2 separate regions of the Homo sapiens genome follow, and region 1 is linked to region 2. Evidence: chromatin loops called from intact Hi-C (ENCODE). Cell type or tissue: heart left ventricle. All regions are shown on one strand. Each heading gives the region's core, and the rest is flanking DNA. Links, peaks and the distances in the headings are about the cores only.

What was found. Peaks named below come from ENCODE experiments on the same cell type or tissue, not always from the same donor. Only the 100,000 strongest peaks of a DNase experiment are listed, where the experiment ranks them.
Region 1: it touches region 2 in a loop (4-fold over the local background); 9 of 110 quality-filtered maps call a loop at or near these places.

Annotation. Positions count from the first base shown.
Region 1 is chr7:14,730,043-14,739,434 of GRCh38, forward strand. It overlaps DGKB (diacylglycerol kinase beta), which reads right to left. Exons shown (of 26, transcript NM_001350709.2): 5 at 5,999-6,152. Among named protein-coding and RNA genes, the nearest start is that of DGKB, 170 kb to the right of the region's middle. In heart left ventricle, for the core only: a CTCF peak has its summit at 4,864; no DNase peak of the experiment used is centred there.
Region 2 is chr7:15,010,011-15,021,237 of GRCh38, forward strand. No RefSeq gene overlaps it. Among named protein-coding and RNA genes, the nearest start is that of DGKB, 110 kb to the left of the region's middle. In heart left ventricle, for the core only: a CTCF peak has its summit at 6,264 (motif pointing left); no DNase peak of the experiment used is centred there; H3K4me3 peaks cover 777 bases; H3K27ac peaks cover 1,223 bases.

The DNA of each region.
Region 1 (9,392 bases), core at 1,393-9,392, 280 kb before region 2:
ACCAGACATTTTCTATTACAGATGCAACATTTTGGACATTGTGTAGTCCAACAGAAACAAACAGTATGAGTGTTTAAATGAGTTAATATACTATATTACGTCCTATTTTAATTACTATATTATTAAAGAAACTAACAGTTACTAATAATTGCTGTTGATTGCTATCTTATATGTAAAGAAAGGTAATTTCTCTGAAGGCAGTTAATTCAGTTAATGAATACTAAATGGTTGGAGTTGGCATGGGTGGCGATGGAGAAGGGACAGGGATGCTACAAGGGACAAATGGTGTCTTGTAAAAGTACCAGAGTGCCAGGGTTTCTTCCCAGTTGCACACTCCAGGTGTGCCATCTTATTAATCATTGAATTCCTAGTATGGAACACACCGCGTGCTATTTAATTAAGACTGACACTTTAGCTGAGGCTTTAAGGAAGCATTGGGTTTTCATGCGATAAGGGCAAAGAAACATTATGTAAGAAAACTCAGTCCTGAGTGAGAAAAGCAGGTTTAAGTCACAGCAAATAGTTGGATATGGGGTGCATAGGGCAGGGAGATGGAGCGAATAGGGCTGTAGGCAGATGCTATAGCCTACGTGACATGGTGCTTCATGGCCATGGAACTCTGATTTTATCACCTTCTTCACTGTGACTCTGGATCCTGGAGTCTCATAAAGGTTACTTCAGGTGGGAATGAATGTCTCAAAAGGTGGGGATGACTGCAACTCCATGTACTCATGTATCTCCAGCACCCATGCCCTTCACTAAAGCAACTCTGCTTTAGCTAGCTTTACATATTGAGGATTTAAGTTTGCTTGAAAAATAAGTTTAATTAAAAAATGCTCTGACAGTTGACAGTGAAGGCCTGAAATTTAGAAACCCAGGAGTAATATAATCAGGCTTCTGTTTGAAAGAACGTTTTGGAGATGGGAAGTCAGGGCCTGCTCTGAGAGCCTGCTAATTGATAGTTTATGATGAATTAAACTATGACACTGGCAGAACGTTTGGGAAGAAGCAGTTACAATGAGTACTAGAGAGTATTTTGTGATTAACTAAATATGGGAAGTGACGCAGCGGAAGGTGGGAGGATTCCAGTATTTTAGGACTGGGAAGTGGATAGATTCTTGGATGCTATTCACCAAAATAGAAGGTAGGAATAGTAGCAGGTTTGTGCAGAATCTAATTAATGAACTTTCAAACACAGTTAGTTTGGTATCTAACTGTTTGAAAGATTTGGACATCCAGACAAAGTGTTCCATCTAAAATACAGTACGTAAATATTATTTGTGAGCTGTGTAGGTTGTGTGGGGAGTAATTGAGGTACGTTATGTCTGACAGTGCCAATTTGTTATATGATGCAAAAAAAGTCATGTGTTGAAATGAGAAGACATTTAGATAAACTTTAAAAAGTTTAAAAAATCAACATAATTGATCTCGGATACAGTGCCAATAATAAATAATTTTTACATTGTTTTAAAAAAACTGAAGAAGTGTTAAGGTCATATAAACATCGGGTAGTAGGAATTTATAGTGACAGATATCTGCATATTTATTAAATTTCTCTTAGGTTATGTTGAGTGTTCAAGTTGTAGGGACTGATATGGGAGATGACAATTTTGATTGACGGTTGAGGTTGTGAGCCTCAACCATCTTTCTGCAACCATGTTGTAGAAAAAGAAAGATTCCAACTGATTTTAAAAGTGTATAAAGAAGGAAATTAACAAATGGTGGGCCCCAAGGATGGAAGCAATATCAGAAATTGGTCATTGAACTGGCAGAGACGAGAGATTAGAGACCTGACATTTGCAATGACACAGAAGTGGTATGAAAAAGCTGGAGAGATAATGCATTAGCGATATCTTCAAAAATCAAAAGTCAAATATGGAAACAGTAGTAGTGACATCATTTTTAAATAGGTGATAAGAGGCACTTATATTACAACAAATTATATTACAAAAATAAGTCATCTTCTTCATGAAATGCCAAATGGATCATTACATATTACAGTCAAACAAAACCCAGCTATACATATGCATATGTATAAATACATACAACCTTTATGCCTATTTATAATTATTTTTAAATTTTTATTCTATAAAAACTAAATGTTTTGCTTTTACTATGTATCCTGTAATTGATTATCATTCAGTAGTGAGCATAATTTTTTTTCCTTTTCAGTTTTGTTTTTTCTTGAGAAGCCCTTATTTTTTAGTTGCTGTATAGAGTAAAAGACTACCTACTCTATTCCTGCTGGAACTGTGGTAATGAAATATGGTGAACTATAACAGCATAAACCAAACCAGATTGTAGCCCCTCTCTGTTCAAAAGTCTGTTATTTTTCAGCCACAAAAACACCTCGTTATACATTAGATAACAGATTATTGCAAAGCAAGATTCTATGAATGGAAAGGCATTTCTTTTGTCAGTTTCTGAGTCAAGGCTACTTCAGCCTTGAAAATTTTATTGTTGTCTATTGTTCCTTCTTCCTCAGGAAAAAAAAAAATAACTATCAAAGGTGGGTCTGAAAAAAAAATAGGGTTAGATATAGTCCTGGACAAGACACTATGTACTTAGTTGTAAAATGTGGAGGCCAAGCTTTGAAAAGGAATCAGAGTTTAATTAATCATTGCTGCATGAGGACTACATAGCCCATATTCCTTTCATGTAGTCTGTGTAGAATGCGTAATTTTCCCAAATTCAAGTACAATCTGTTTTTCCTTTTTTTTTCCATTTTGAAACCTGATTTGATTTTTACCCCTAATAAATCTGGCATCTTCTATTCAGTAGATAATATAGGCTATTAGAAGAAAAGGAAGTTTTAGGTTTGAATTTCTTACAAAATCACCTAATTTATCAGAATTGTTCTCTTTCTTCCATATGTGATACAGTTATTTAGACAGACAACATTATCCAGAAATATTTTCTCTTCTTTCTCAAAACTCAAGGACAATATTGTATCTTATAGAATTAAATACAGGACAACTTTCTTATTTAATTCAATTTAAGGTATGTGTGTGATACATTTATAGCATGCAGCAGAGAACAAGGAAGTTTTAATTTCTAGAATCATTTTAAAATGTCCAACCCAAAACACTATTAAACTGTAATACTACACATTAAGAATAGATCCACTGAAACTCATTCCGAGAAAAACAGCAAGTGCGGTGAGGCCTCTCAATTCATGATTGAAAGAGAATTATTTAAGAATCTAAAAATATTTTCTAAGAAGAGAAAAATGATGATAAACATATTAGTCACCATACATCTTAAAGGGCTATCATGTGGAATATGTACACTTGCTTTAAAAAAGCTTCTATCAACATGTGATTACTTTATGAAAAATAAGTTACATCATTAATAGATGGGAAGGCCAGACGCCATGGCTCATGCCTGTAATCTCAGCACTTCGGGAGGCTGAGGCGGGCAGATTGCTTGAGGCCAGGCATTCGAGACCAGCCTGGTCAACATGGTAAAACCCTATCTCTACTAAAAATACAAAAATTGGCTGGGCATTTTGGCATGCTCCTGTAGTTCCCAACTACTTGGGAGGTTGGGGCAGGAGGATCTCTTGAATCCAGAAGGCAGAGGTTGCAGTGAGCCAAGATCATGCCACTGCACTCAAGCCTGAGACCCTGTGTCAGAAAGAAAGAAAGAACAAAAGAACGAAAGAATGAAAGAGAGAAAGAGAAAGAAATAAAGAAGAAAGAAATAAAGAAGAAAGAAAGAAAGAAAGAAAGAAAGGAAGAAAGAAAGAAGGGAGAGAGGGAGGGAAGGAGGGAAGGAAGGAAGGAGGGAAGGAAGAAAGGAAGGAAAGAAGGAAGGAAGAAAGGAAGGGAAGCAGTACAACATAAGGCTTAATATTATGGACTCTTCATCATATTGTCTAAGTTTCATTTATGGCTCAACCATCTATTTCTTAATTACATGTTCTTGCATTTTTATTTATCAGAATGTCCATTATTGAACTTATCTCTATACCAACACGTGTGTGTGTGTGTGTGTGTGTGTGTGGTGTGTGAAATGGAGTCTCGCTCTGTTGCCAGCCTGGAGTGCAGTGATGCGATCTCGGCTTACTGCAACCTCTGCTTCCTGGGTTCAAGTGATTCTCCTGTTTCAGCCTCCCAAGTAGCTGGGATTACAGGCGCCTGCCACCATGCCCGGCTAATTTTTTTTTTTGTATTTTTAGTAGAGACGGGGTTTCACCATGTTGGCCAGGCTGGTCTCAAACTCCTGACCTTGTGATCTGTCCACCTCAGCCTCCGAAAGTGCTGGGATTACAGGCATGATCCACCGTGTCCGGCCTCTATACCAACAATTCTATATTCTACTTTGTGATACTAGAGCTGGGACTCGCTAGACTTGTGGCTCTCCTGGGATCCCTGAGCTCCTTGCAGGAGATTTTTAAGGTCAAAATAATTTTCATAACGGTATTAAGATATTATTTGCTTTTCTTACTCTTATTCTCTTTTGAATGTACAGTGAAGTTTTCAAGAGGCTATATGACATATGATCCAGTAACAGAAACATAGCACCAGATGTAATTTACCCAGCTGTCTTCCATGAAGCCAGGCATTAAAGAGATTTGCAATTATGCAAAACAATGCTACCCTTCTTACTATTTTTTGTTTGTTTTTGAAAATAGTTATTTTTCATAATAATGGGTTATTTTTTGTTAACAGGTAGTGGTTTGATTCTTGTTATTTTTGGAATGTCCCATCTTTAATATGGCAAATATCAATAGATATCATCCACATAAACATAAGTTCCTTCAGGTCTTCAATTTTTAAGAGTTCACAGAGTCCTGTGATCAAAGAGTGAGAAACACTGCTGAAGACATTTCTTCATTGCCAGTGGATTCCTGTTCTATCCATAGAGGGCGCTAGAGAGAGACGAGAAGGCACAGGGGTTGGGGCGGTGGGGTGGGGAGTCGCGGGAGAAGGGGCTGGACCCAGCAAGAGAACCTGCTGCTCCTGTTGAATCTCTGCAGCGTTTCAGCCCGGTGGCGGTAGCATGTTGTCTCTACCTGCAGACTCTAAAGCAGTGTAGGCTCTAGTCTCTAGCTCATGTCCACACCAACAAAAGCACAATGAGCTCCCTGCTAAGCAATCTGGGACAGGCCACGGTGATGCACCCTCCTCAGAGGTCTGAGTTCCTGGGCTATAGACTAGTCTTGAATTCCCCAGTTACCAGAGGCAGCCAGGAAGTATCACTTCCACAAAAGTCCAAGGGCTAGGTTTGCTAGGCAACCCCTCACCTCAGAATTTCATCCTAGCTCCAAGGAATCCTTTCCTCAGGGCTTCTAGGTGGTGATTACTGCCATCTAAGGGCAGCACATGTTTCCTTGAGTCTATCTACATCACCTGTCTTCTCTTTTTGCTTTTTCAATCCTTTGAAACAGCTTAACCAATTACACTGTTTTACATTGGGTAATACAGTGAAATCTCTGTTTTCTTGACTGGAGGGAGATTGATACAACAGGTATTAATGTAAGTATGCATCTCTAAAAAGCTACCCATAATGAGAGAATCACCATCTCTACGGTGACACAAATTTACAGTATCTAAAAGAAAAATCAAATCTCTGTTCTGAGCTTACAAATCTAAACATGTGAAAGTATATTGGCAATTAGCAAAATAGATATTAAATATTATACCTTTTTAGATATAGTTGCTTTGTGACCACATTTTCAAATACTCAGCAATCTATACGTATCTAGTTATTTAACAAGAGCAGTTTTCCAAATTTGATGGAAATATGTCTTCAAATTATTACCTATACATAGAATTCTAAAGCAAGTGATAGATAAGGATAAATTATATTTTCTCTAATTAGCTATAATTTTACTGGAAACATTTTAAATGAGTCACACAATCTTATTGTAAAAGTCTAAACCCTGTAACAAAACAATTTTTATGCAAATCATCATTCATCTTTTATGATAACTAGATATTTATTTAGCCTTTGAAATTTGTACTATATAAATGTTTAAAGTAAGTAAACTTACCGCCTGATAGGAGAGCAGGCTTACTTTTTACCATTGGACTAGAATGAGGAAACTTGTTGCTAAATGACATGAAAAGGTGTGCAGTGAAATCATCAGGAAGCTCGGCTTCCAGGAATGTCTTCATGAATAGTTTGAAACCTTCAAAATCTATTGTCTGGAAAAAAAAAATGTAAACATGTATTTTAAGATCCAACCAAATGTTAAAATTCTGTGCTGTGTTCAAAATCATTAGAAGTAGAAATGACCTCAAACCATTTTTATATCCAAGTTTAACAAATGGAAAGTGCCTATTTGAGAAATAGGGTGGGCCGTCCTGGGCTAACACTGGCAATGGGATATGTTTGTCTTACCTGTGATGGCATAGCAGGAAGAGGAAGAAGTTTCTAGTTAGATATTTCTATTTCCACAGTATCTGTAATGCCTTGAAAAATGTACTGTTTGAAACTTAGTTTGCTCCTCTCTAAACTGGGAATAATAATCCCACCCCACATAGTTGTTGCAGTGATTAAATCAGGCGATCACTGTGAACAAGCCAATACAGAGTCATATAAACACAGCAGGCACTCAGAGAGAAAGGAATTTTCCATATTTTTTGCTTGTCACTAATGGTGATTATCGCTTTTGACAATGTAAAAAGAGGTTAACCTTAATGTTTCAACTAAATGCCAAGCTCTATTGATAAACCTAAAACTTCATACGCAGACTTTCCAAAGAAACATATTTTAAGATCTTACTCTCTGATACTCATTGCAGAACTATATAAATGATTAGACATTTATTTGGAGAGAATTGTGGTGGTGTTAAGGTTCTCCATGCCCATTAGCGGAAATGGTGATGGAAGACAACTTCCAACCTCAAGCTTAATGAGAGCGTTTCACAGGAGCCATAGTGAAGAGCTTGGTTTCTCCTTGCAGATGAAGGCAGTGCACCAGGATTTGACTCTGCCTAGGAAATTGAGGACAAGCACATGGGTGCTTTGGGGACAAAGGCAAGAAAATGGTACTATTTTAAGTTGGCCAAAACTCCTCGTTTTGGACTGCAGGAACAATGGTGCATGAGTATTTTCTGGGAAACAGATGTAGACCACATGGAGGAGAAGGCCAGTGGAGTGGTCTTGGGTTCTATCCAGTAGGGCATTTGAAAGGACTAGAAGACCTACAGAGAAGAGGCTGGAATAAAGCCACATATGTCCAGATCAAGAGAGTGCAAGGGATGGGCTTTATAGGTAGCCCTTGAAGGCCAATTTTTTTTTTTTTTTTTTTTTTTTTTTTTACCCAGTTTAATGTGCTGAGATGCAAGAGGAAATTTGGCTGGCTGATGCTCTTAGTTTTGTTCACATTGCTGGCAGGTAAGAATAAAATTAACTTTGGAATAGAAAGTTTGTTTTTCCTATGTAATAATACTGGGGGAAAGACATGGAGATTGACCGAATTTATTATTGTATTATTTGGGACAAACCTAATATTAAATGTGACATTCAGGAATATCATTAGACATAGTAAATTTTTATAGATTTGATCATGTGCCAATTAAGTTTACATACGATGTTTGCTTTTTACCTAATAGAATCTCAGGCAATAAAACCAAACACTTTATTTATCAATAGTCCCAAGATTCTGCCTATACCTTAATCTAACTTTTTTATTTAGTTTCACTTTGCTTATTGATTCTCACAAGGACACTTCAGATATTTATTTTGCTGGCAGTAAAAAGACTTCATTTTCTTCTATATTTCATAAATTACTACCACCACCATAGAATATTGTCAATTCTAGCCCGGGAGGTGGAGGTTGCAGTCAGCTGAGATTGTGCCACTACACTCCGGCCTGGCGATAGAGTGAGACTCCGTCTCAAAAAAAAAAAAAAAAAGAATATTGTCAATTCTAGTAGTAGAGTGAACTATATAACTAAAAACTCTGAGTAATATAAAAAATGTGAAGAATAGCCTCAGGTAGGAGAAGTACTTCCAAAAAAGCAATTTGCTACAATGAATTCAGCCAACACTTAAAAACATGGCGATTAGGCCAACAGTCAGACATGGGATCCAAATAGTTTCCTTGAAAAGGAACACCTACTCTTACTAAGAGAGCTCCTTAGAGATGACCTATTAAAGAGAAGTATTCCACATTCATTTGGGTGAGTGACCAAAATTGATAGCTAATCTTCAACATGTATGAAGGCCCATGAGGAACCAGGAGTTGATTTTATTGCAAAGTTGCAGGAAGTCTGTGGGATGAAAATATTCACAAGCATTGTGGTTAGAAGCAAAGTTACTTATGGTAGCGCTTCCTTCTGTTCCTAGGTCTTCCATAATCAGTATTTTGTTTAGCAACATAACAGATGATAAGGGGCATGGTCTTTGAAGTCAGACTACCTGGATCAACTCTTGAATCCAACACAAGCTGTGTCACTGTGGACAATTTAAGCTCTCTGTGCCTCAATTTCTTCATCTATAAAATTAGAATAATAGCACCTACTTCTTGATTTGTTAGGAGGAACATATTATTTACTATTTTTAAAGCATCTGAATGACATCTGGCACATAGTAAACATTGTATGTAATTAAATAAATTTTTGTGTAAAGAATATCCATTTTAAAAATTCATAATTTGAAACAATATTTGAAGAAGAAGCCTCAAAGCCACATTACTTCACATGTTTTCATATGCATTTAACAAACCATGCATGGTTCATTGTTGTCCTTGTTGCTGCTTTAAAAGCTGGTAATAAAATGTGAACTTCCAGAAGTAGTAAAGGACTAGAAATTGGTGAAAGTTTTTCTCTGGATCTGCTTTTGGACCATAATTATACCTTAAAACAGCTCTTTCAAGCCAAGACTTTAACTTGGTAACATAACAAACAAACAAAACAAACAAAAACAAAGAGTTCAGAATAAAGCAATTGTGTTTCAAATTCTAATACTTCCACTCACCACCTAACTGATAAGGGGCAAAGAATTTATCTGCTCTTTTGAAGGAAAAATATGCCAAGTCCCAAGTGTATGCTCTTTACAGAGCCTTTCAGAACCCATGTCGATGCTCATTAAAATCGCTGCCTGTAATTTAACGATGAAAGCCAGAAAAATAACCAACCAAAAGGAAAAATGAACTTTAATATCTAACGATAGAGGCAGGACACAGACAAATGTCTAGGCAGGTAAGGGAAGGTCCCCGGAGAACCTCCAACCTGCCCAGGTCACTGTGCACAGGAGGCCTGTCTAAACACGCCCATGGTGAAAAATTCTGTCCCATAACACATGCTCAGTAAGGGAAATAAATCAGTGTGGGGTGGCTCAGACTAAGGGCTCACATGTGCACTGGAAAAATGGGGTGGAGCTACCAGAAATTCATGCTCTATGCAGGGGAGAATCTTGGCCTCTTCAGCTCATGTGTGG
Region 2 (11,227 bases), core at 1,855-9,854:
GCTTTTTTGTTCTAGTTGAAAAATCCTTCATCTATGAAAAGCTATTAAAAATTCCAGCTTACTTATCAGTGCCAGGCAGCACTACTAAGAGTTAAAAACTAAAAAAATTGCAAGCAATATTTAATAATTGAAGTTAAACATATGAGGCAGCAACGTTTGTTTAAGAATTATATCTCTAAATACTCAATATTGCGCCCTAGTTTCTTCTAAGTTATTCCATTTCACATGTAAAAGATAAACATGAATAAACTAAAAGTAAAGTTCTATAGGCCGAGGAACTATTTTTATAGCTCTGTCTCCAAGAAGCAAAGTAGTGCCTAGCACATAATAGGCTCTTTACATGTCTACTGAGTGAATGAAATAATTAACAGCTTTTGAACAGTCAACCTATGAGAATAATTTATACAAGAATCTCAGTTTCCCACAAAATTTGTAATAAGACCCTTTGAGAGGACTTTTTTGAAATGACTATTTGAATGGCTTTATTTTGAATGACTATTTGAAATGACTCATTGAAGGGTGATTTGGGCCATAGAATAAAGGCTTCATGCTCAACAAATTTAAATCATGGATTAATTTAAAAATAAATGTTATTGAAATAAATGGATGGATAATGCAGACTTGGGAATCTGTCAACAATCAACTTATTTGGTATGATATTTTCTGTAACTTTTACTGAGGCATACCTTTGGTTTTAATTGACGTTTCTTAAATGGTTTATAACCAAGCTACAAAGACCAATAGAAGACTCTTCTCTTGAGGGAAGGAAACGTTGCAATTCATTCAAACTTACAAAAATATACTATCTCACTTGATATTATCTTACTCGTAAACAATTATTTCCGATGCTCAAATATTTGGACCTTTAGAAATATCTATGATTTATATACTAATAATACCTTAAAATAATTCTGCCTTCATTTCTGAATTAAAATCGTTCCCAAACACATTTAGAAAGTCGTTTTGACCATCTTTCGTGTGACATTTTTACAATTATTCTCAATTACATTTGAAGAGTGAGCTGTTGGCTCTATCAGATAATAGACACAAAGAATCATAGAATGTTGAATCTGAAACGAACCTCAGATAATCTGGTGAAGGCACTTTACTTTTATAAAAGAAACAGAATGAGATCCAGAAAGATGACGTGGCTTGGCCCAAGGTGAGAAAGTGAGCTACTAACAGAGTCAGGATTGGAGGCAAGTGCTCAACCCATTTTGCCCTGGAGGACCCAATCACTATAGAAATATGACCCATAAAAAGGGTATTTTTTTCTCTTTTTCTTCTACCCATCTTAGATTCAGTGGCTGGTGCCCTAAAAATTTAGACTGACAAAAGCCAGGCCTCTTGACAACCTTGTTTCATTTTGCTGTGGCTCTTATAGGCAAAGTCTGTCCCCCAAGCCTCACTGGTCTCTTTCCTGTTACTGGGAGGCACCAGCATCCCCACACTGTGGGGCCTGTATGCGTTGTTTCTACTCCCTGGAATGCTCTTCTCACAACTACATTTGCATGGGTCACTCCCCCACCTCTTTCAAGACTTTTCTCAAATGCTATTTCGCAGTGTCATTGTTTTTGACTACCGTGTTTAAAATTGCCCACTTCCCAGTCCCCTCTGCTCCTTTCTCAGCTTTTTTTTTTTTTTTTCCCCATAGGGCTTATAACCTTTCAATGTACTAAACGATTTCCTTGTTTATTTTGTTTTTCAGTGTTTCTTTCCCCACTAACCTAACTAAAACATAAGCACCATGGACATGGACTTCTGTTTTGTTTGCTGATGTATCCCTAGTGCCTGGAACTAAGCCTGATTATATGCTAGATGTTCATATAAAATCTGTTGAATGAGCAAATGGATCCTCCAAGGAGAAAATTGGGACAGAAATATCCACTTGAGAAAGAGCAGATGGATCTCGAAGCCCCAACTCCTAGCCCCAGATTCTTTTTTCTCTTGTGGATCTACTAAGCACAGCTGCCATGACATTGAAGGTTCCAGGTTATGCCACTTTCCGCTTACCTTTCTGGCTCAGGTGTGCCACAGGCCTTTCCTGTAAGGCTCACAGCTAAATGAAAAAAGGTTGTCCAGATATCATTCAAGGTTCAAGGTTAACAGATCAGAGTTACAGCAGAGGAGATAATTTGTAATTAACTTCCTAGGTTGTCTCTGAAACATGCTCACTGGCCCTTGCCCAGACAACATTGGCTGACATTCATCTACTTCCTTGCTAATGGAACTGCTTTGGTTCCAGAGATGTGGCTATTATCTCAGGATAAGGCAGGGATGGACCTTAATTATTCTATTCCAGTCACAGTACTGGCATTCTCCTTGCCAATGACTGATTCAGAAATAGGAACATGATGCGGGCCCATGAGAGGTGAGAGGCAAGTCAATTGAAGCAGCTGCCAGGAGGGTTCCCAGGCTTTTCAAAAGTGTACAAGGAGGTCGCACTCTCCTCCCCACACACCGCCCCCTGCTCCTGCTTTGGAACATTGGATGTTTTGTTTGAGGATGCGACTCTTGGAAGTGCAAGGCCATATTGTGTTCATAAGGGGACAAAGCCAGGGGACAAAGCCAAGGATCTAAGCCAACGTTGTGAGGATGGCAGAAGGGAACGCCAGCGAGAAACTCTGTCCTTGATTACATTGTTGTTCACTCATTCATTCCACCCTTGAATCGGCTTATTGCCAAGCTCCTTACAATGTGAAATAATACATTTTCTTAATCATTTGAGACATTTTGAGTTGAAGTTTTCTTTTAGGTGAAGCCAAAATCATTCTCATGGACAGAAAACCCTCTAGCTCTACCCCATTTGGCTACCATTTTCTAATAAGTCGAGATATTATTCCCTTAGTCATGTTAATATTCACTGAAAATGCCAGCTAAAAAGATGGATTCCCAAGCGTGTGTGTGGGAGGGTCCCTTCCAGATTCAAACTTTCCTCTCCTACAATCTGTTCTCAGGAAGTTGCCAAACCCTGTGGCACCAACCAAGCAGCTGGGGCATACAACCAAATTCCCTGTCTGCACAGAAGGTCCCACTTACTTTTTTTTTTTTTTTTTTCCTGGGTGTTTAACACGTTGTTTTTGGTGTTTAACAAGTGGTAGCCTGAACATAGCTGAAGGAAAGTTTCCGATTCCTGGAGTCTGGAAGCAGGTATCCTACCCAGGAAAGCGATATGGGTCCCTTTTGGACTAATAGCTGTTTACTTCTCAAGTCCAGAGTCTGCATTGAGGACAGCAGGTTTTTCTTTGAGTTATATAAGCCATTTAAACCTCACATTCAAGGGCACCATATAAAATGAAACAGGAGTCTTCGATATATAATTTTTCCTCATAAAATAGCCTCTAGAGGAAAAAGCAGCTGAAAAATTTGAGGGGCCTGATTTGTGGCTGCGTCATCCACGTGAACTTGTCCTTATGGAAAGGCTTTGCGTTTATGTGAAGTGTGCTGCAAAGTCTCCCAGCATTTCTAAATCTCTGCATGTGCTATACATATATGACTAATTTGGAAAACTACATTTAAGTCCTAGGTAGTGGGGAGGCTAAAGCAACTCCATCTTGGATGTTAATCTGCCATGCTGACTTCTTCTTATTTTTTAATATTTTAGAGATTGGGTCTCCCTGTGTTGTCCAGGCTAGTCTCAAACTCCTGGGCTTAAGTGATCCTCCCACCTCGGCCTCCCAAGATGCTGGGATTACAGGCGTCAGCCACCTTGCCCTGCCTCACCATGTTGACTTCTGATTAACCTCAGTTCCAGGAATGCCTCTAAGATTTCTATTCTATCCCTTGTTCCTCGTGCAACAGCATGTACTACTTATTGTAATTCCTGCCCTTAGGTCAAAACAACTTTGACGTTAGTGTATGTACCATAAATTTAGCCCTTAAGCAATTGCTGTACATATCCCTTTCCCTATAGTATATAAGCCCTGAGTCTCGGGGATAGTGAGGCAGATCGTCGTATCTCACCGCTGCCCAAGTCTATGGCTGCTATTCATAAGTCTCTATTAAATGTTTATTTCTCATAAACTAGACTTGTCATTCTCTTTTTCCAGCCTCTCAGCTTCCTTTAACTTTGGGACCTGCTTACCACAGAACAAATAGAAAATGCAAATAATTAAGAGAGTACAAATCAGGGTGTAGCTGCATTAAGGATCTCATCCCCACAATATTTCATAAATAAACCATGCCTTTGGTATAAGTATTTTAACTTCTGGTTGGATCTTTTTAAATAGTGTCAATACTCTAGGGAAGGCACAATATTTCATAAATAAACCATGCCTTTGGTATAAGTATTTTTACTCCTGGTTGGATCTTTTTAACTAGTGCCAATACTCTAGAGAAGGCATTATGAAACTAAAGTATTATCTGAATGAGTTTATCAGGTCTTTCCTTCCTCATCAAAAAGAAGACAGTATCTAAAATCAGGGTGGTGGTGGGTGTGGGTGAAATGAGGTCCTAAAGGGAAGTGGGCACATGGGAAGAGAGATGCCTATTACTAGATCATTTTTCACATGTGGAAACTGAGGCTCAGATTGCAGCCTACCAAGCCTAAGGGGTCAAGCCTGGATGTGAGCTCACTTCTAGCTGACTCCAAAATCCATAAGATTATTCAGGACACCAAAGTCACATTGACATGAGGGTTTATTATGTTTAATGTTATCAAGCTGCCTACCTTTCCTCTGTAATTTCTCTCTTAAAGGAATATACAACTAATATAATGTCATGAGCAAATTGTAATATAATTTTTAATATGAGAGGCATTATGACATGGTGGTTTATACTGCTAAGAAATATTGGACAAATTATCTGTTTTTCAGCTCCCTTCTCTGGAAAAACAAATGGGATAAAAATACTTATTTCCTTTTTTTTTTTTTTTTTTTGCGACTCAAATAAGTGCTTAAATACTTCCTGGCATTCAGAAAACATTCAATAAAGGTTTCTGTAGTTATTGGAGTTATTTGCTTCATTCATATTCTATAACTTTTTTTCCCAACTGATCATAATATCTTTATTTTTAAAGGCATTTTATTTTAATTTTTGGATTAGTTTTGTGTTTTTAAAAAGCATCATGTGTTTGTTTAAAATGATAAAAAACAAAACTATTTAAATAAAAATTAAAGTACCCACTTTTGCCTTCAACAGCACCTCTCACTCAGATATTACTACTGCCCATATACAAATATACATATTATATAGATATATTCAACATTAAATATTAATATAATAAATTATATATATATTAGTGCTTTTCATTTCTTTTCTGGCTACTAGTGGCTCTGAAAATTAACTTGAAACATTGTTTCTCTGACAAAAAACTAGCTGAAATGACACACCAAAGTGTAGAATATGTACACTTAGAGCACAGAGTGAAGTGCCTCAGTGTACATCTATCCATTTGCAAACTGGATAGATGACAAGATAGGCATTTTTCAAACCAGCTGATGGTCACAAATAGTAATAAAATATTCCCAAACTGGCATGGGTTATATTCCAAAAACAGTGTAAACCAGCAAAAAATAAAAATTGCAACTGCAAAACCTAGGTCAACCCTCTCCTCACCTTTCCTTCACTCCTCCATCTTCCCCATTCTCCACCCACACACATGTTAATCCAGGTGCGACCTACTTAAAATTAACTCCAAGGGCAAAGTCAGTGAGTGAGAAGGGCGGGGAGCCTGGAGTTGCTGGAATGGAGGAGGTGGGAAAGGAGGAGGCTGCCTGGGTTGCCTTGGCAATACAAAGGAGAATGTCAAGGGGGAGGGATTTATGCGCTGATGCTAATTGCATTTGTTAATTACATTCTATTGTGCTGACCTGCCTGCTTCCCCGGTTTATCTTTCTGAGTCAATAAGCAGTTCCAAAAGCTTCCCTTAGCAGTGTGTCCCTCCTCATCTAATTTTATCCCTCTATCAGCTTCAGGCTCAGTTACCAGAGTGCTACCTTTGGCAAGGAACCGGGGAAGGCTGTGCTGAAACTGAGTGTGCGAGGTTTTAAAAATCCTGTAGAAAAATATATCCCTGTTGGAGCTTGCTGGAATATTGCTTTGCTGTTCAACCACAGCATGGATTTACAACCAAAGAAAGCTGCTGAAAAACCAGAGAAAATAAATCTGAAAGAAACTTCCCACAGTGAAAAGCAGGCTGCAAATGATTCACCAGGAAGAAAAATAAATAAATAAATACTGAGCAGTTTCGTCTGGTATCTAGCGTACCTTTGGTTGGAAAGGTGCCTGTACACAGGGCCTTGAGCTTTATTTTCTTGCCCCCCCTAGTGGGAGTTCTATTTAATTACAACAAGAGTCCCAGCTTCTGTGCACATCCGAATAAATACAATGATACCTACTGTAAATAATGCTGTCTTATAATCTCTCATCACTGACATGAAGTATTAGCTTACAGCACTGTTGCATGTGATAAAAATCAGCAAAGACATTGCGACGCATGTAGTTGTAATTGCTATGTGGATACTTTCTTAAATCTTACTATAATTTTAAGTATTTAAAAGTAATACATAGAAATTCTGTGCTAAAGTAAGTTGTTCACAGCAATGCTTTTTGTTTCCAGTTATATTCATTCTTCCCTTTGGTTCCTCTTTACAAACAAAGTCTAAGAAATGGTAAAGTCTTTCTTCAGTCTATGCTTTCCTTAACGATTTTTATTCTCCTTGAATTAAACAATTGCTCTCAGGGTGGTTCTGTATCTATTAATTTTCCTAAGAATAAGACTTTGATTTTACCAAAAAAAAAAAAAAAAAAAAAAAAACCTTTTGCATTTTAACAAAAAACCTCTTCTGAAGTTTCACCTGGTGTTTCTACATTTCTCAAGCACTGACTCATTTCATTGCTCAGAGCTCAAATTGGCTCCTTGAAGGCAATAAAAGGCAGGTCAGGCTGTCTCTAGGCTGTTCAGTGTCTATCATCCTGTTTTGCATTTGCTCATAAAGTGTGGCAGATTTATCCGGGTGGAAAATTTTTTCAATGGAAAAGTTTAGTCACTGTGCACATTGAAAGAACGTTTCCTGCAGAAATACAGACTCCTCATCATTCCTAGTCCTTAGGCTCACACTAGTGTTTTCTCCATTTATATGCATATGAAATTCCTTGGAATCATCAGTGGTGGTATGGGAAAAAGGAGAAAGAAAGAGGTTTTGGCTGGGATCCCTGATGATTTTGATGGATTTGCTATATCTGTACCCTAGGCCCCTTGCCACATCTGTGATGCAAAAACCACACTAATTGTTTTGCCTTTGTACAGTGTCACAACACACAGCAATGCCAGGTGGATCATCATGCTTGAATTGCAAAACATTTCCCATTAGACCTGAACACAGATCTGAAACTGCCTGGCTGCCATGTCTGTTTCCTTACTGAAATTTGGAGGTGTGGGAATCCTCAGTTGTGTTCCAAGTCCAGAAAACAGTTGAGAATTGTTCTCTAGATATGTATGTGTCTAAGGGATGTAAAAAGACTCTCCTTGGAGAGAGATCTGTTTTTGAACCACGTCTAAGCCTCAATTATCAGAAGGGTAGAGTAATTATGAGAAAAGCATGGAACAGTCTCTAGACTTGTATCTCATTCAGGGCCTCATGGATTTATGCCTCAATTTAAAAAAAGGTAGCCATGAATTTAAATAACATGAATAAATTATCAAACTCTTCTCTAAAAAATCTTCAGAACACTGGAATACAAGGTGTTATTATTTCATGAGGTATAATTCAGGAGAAAGGAAGGAGCCCTCCCTCTTTTTCTGTATGTTACTCAACAGAGTGAGTCTACACAAAATGTTTCACCCAACACTTCCAGAGCAGCAGTGGCATGGAGGTTGGCAGAGATTGGTGATGTTATTAAAGGGTAACAAATGGAAGTCTGTCTTGTTGAGAGTTTGGAAGACAGTGGCACGGTATCTACACATGACTGCTGGTGACAAATATTAAGAAAGCAATGGGTCAAAGAGGAGGAGACAAAACAGCCGACTTCATGATGGCTGATGAAAATGGCTCATGATCACACATGCAAATCCCTCAAGACCTCCAAAAAATAATGGAAGATAACTTTTCAGAGAATGAATATCCTGTATTAGTAAGTGAGGATAACAGCCGGTGTCATACAAATTGATTTGTGTTAATGTTAATTAATTGTACCGTGGGAGAACAGGAATGACAGATTCATGAGTTCTAAATTTGCATTTGCCTCTTGTCTGCAAACACATAATGGATACTTATTGTGATGGTTAATATTGAGTATCAACCTGATTGGACGAAAGGATGCAAAGTATTGTTCCTGGGTGTGTCTGAGGGTATTGCCAAAGGACATAACATTTGAGTCAGTGGACTGGGAAAGGCAGACTCACCCTCAATCTGGGCGGGCACAATCTGATTAGCTGCTAGTGCAGCTGTAATAAAAGCAGGCATAAGAATATAGAAGTAGTAGACTGGATGAGTCTTCTGGCCTCCATCTTCTACCAGGTTAGATGCTTCCTGCCATCAAATATCAGACTGCAAGTTCTTCAACTTTTGGACTCTTGGACTTACACCAGTGATTTGCCAGGGGCTCTCGGGCTTTAGGCCACAGACTTAAGACTTCACTGTCAGCTTCCCTACTTTTGAGGTTTTGGGAGTCGGACTGGCATCCTGGCTCCTCGGTGTCCAGACAGCCTATTGTGGTACTTCACCTTGTGACTGTGTGAGTCAATTCTCCTAATAAACTCCTCTTCATATATTGATCTATCCTATTAGTTCTGTCCCTTTAGAGAAACCTGACTAATACACTTATTTAGTCTCAATTCTGCTCTAGAAAGTTTGTAAGAAGCTGATAAGGTTGCAGTAAATTTGACAGACTTGGTCCTTAAGGATGGTAAACAAATGCTGCTATCAATAAGATAGGTTAATTATAAATTGGATAGAGATACAAATTTAAGGTACATAAAAACACATTTTGGAGGAAACCTACGCAAGACTCAGGAGGTGGGATGGAAGTCAGGCAGGGAAAGCTTCACTGACAAAATAACTTTCAGTTGAGATTTGATGGGATAACAGAATGAGGAAGACTTAGCTAAAAGGAGCGTGAGTTAAGAGATCACTAAAGGCAGAAGAAACAACATCTATGAAGACACTGAGTGAGGGAGTTACATGACTCATTCAAAAGAGAGCAGAAGGATGGTGCTGACTGACATGATGAATGTAGGCAGGTCCAGATAACATAGAACATGCTATAAATTTAAAACTCATTGCAAAATAGTGAGGTGCTCATGCTAAGTGTGTTTCCATAGATATTCAAACCATTTATTCTTGCAAATATTTATTCTGAAAGTACCACGTGCCAGGCTAGATACTATGGCTACTATAGCAAACAAGACAGAAAGATGAGATCTCTGCCTTCATAGAGTTTACACTGCAAAGGGCTGGGCTGGGAAGAGTTAATGCTGGTAAAGAAAGAAATAAAGCTGTAATATAAATACAATGTAAATATTAATTTTATCAATATTCATTAATAGAATAATGAAATAAATAGGGCGATGTTACAGAGAGAAACGGAGTGGAGGGGGTTACTTTAGATAGGATGGTCAGGAAATGCCTCGCTGCGGAAACGTTTGAGCTGAGACATGAAATAGAGCAGGAGCCAGTCACCAGGAGAGAAGCGAACACCATGATCCTGAGAGGTACAACAGCTTGACTTCTTCAATAGCAGAAGGAAGGCTTATGTGGCTCAAGAATAGTGAATGGTGGTAATAGTGAGTTACTAAGAAGTGGGCCATAGAGAAAATTATGGCATTTATTTCAACAGCAATGGAAGTCACTGATATATGGAGGAAAAATGTTGTTGCTGTTGTTTTTCTTACTATTGTCAAATATTTCTCCACTGCTGACAGAGTGTAGATCAAAAAGGAGAAAGAATCAAAGCAGAGAGACCAATCTAAAGGTTATTGTATTAATCTAGGAGTATAAAATTATAGCAAAGATTAGTGGTAGTGAAGACAGGGAAACATAGATGCATTCTAGCTATCTTTTGAGTATTAGAAGTGACATAAGTTGTTGGTGGATTGAGTTATGGGTAAGAATAGAAAAAAGTTACAATTAAGTGATTATTAAGTTGATAATGGAACCATTTCCTGAGATAGGAAAAATTAAGGAAAATAGTAAAATCTCTGATTTAGATATATTAAGCATGATCAGTTTTAGATATTTGGTGAAAATTTAGGAGCAGTTGAATGTGAATCTGGAGCTCAAGAGGAGGATAAGAGTCTAGAGTCATGAACAGATTTATAAACTAGTTGTCCGTGGGGAAAATCTGGCTCATAGATATGTCCCACTGGGCTATATAATATGTTGCTGTGTTTTTAATTTTTAAATAGTCATCAACTTTTATAAATCAGGAGAATTCATATTAAAATGAGATCTGATACTAATATAGCAGCTCTGCATTTTCACATGACCTCAAGTCACCTGGAGCTCAGTGAGGCCTGTGCCTCTTCCATAGGGCTTATATCCTTGCACTTGTTGTATTCACCACACTTCATTGTCTCCTCCACAATGAGGCTGAGTATCAGCTACTATAGATGAAATTTTTTTATAGTAGAGAAATATTTGTTTACTCATGTCGCAAGAGGGTAAACAAATAGGAGAAAAATAGGGAAAAATAGATGAAGCCTGAAGGCCCAATTTCTCTTGTGTCCAACCTGTATCATAGACATAAGTGAGAAGAGGGCTCATAATACAGTTTAAGATCCTGATGCTTATAAATGGTGTGACTCTTCCTGGGGTCTACTTCACTGTGATGAATAACCAAATCCTTTTTTTTTTTAAGTATTATGTATTTTACAGAGTCTCTCTCTGTTATCCTTGCTAGAGTGCAGTGGTGGCATCATATTCCACTGCAGCCTTGAACTCCTGGGCTCGAGCCATCCTCCTACCTTAACCTCCCAAGTAGCTGAGAGTATAGGTGCACACCATCATGCCCCGCTAATTTTTTTTATTTGCTATTTTTTGTAGAGATGGTATCTCACTATCTTGTCCAGACTGTTCTTGAACTCCTGGCCTCAAGGAATCCTCCCACCTCAGCCTCTCAAAGTACTCGGAATACAGGTGTGAGTCACCGTGCCTGGCCAAATCCTTTTAGAAAGGGAGCAAGCAGAGAATGAGAGGAGAAAGTCAGAGGAACAGATGCCAAGAAGATGATACAAAGGATAGGGGATGAAAAGTGATATTGAGATTACTCCAGAATAGATGGAAAATAA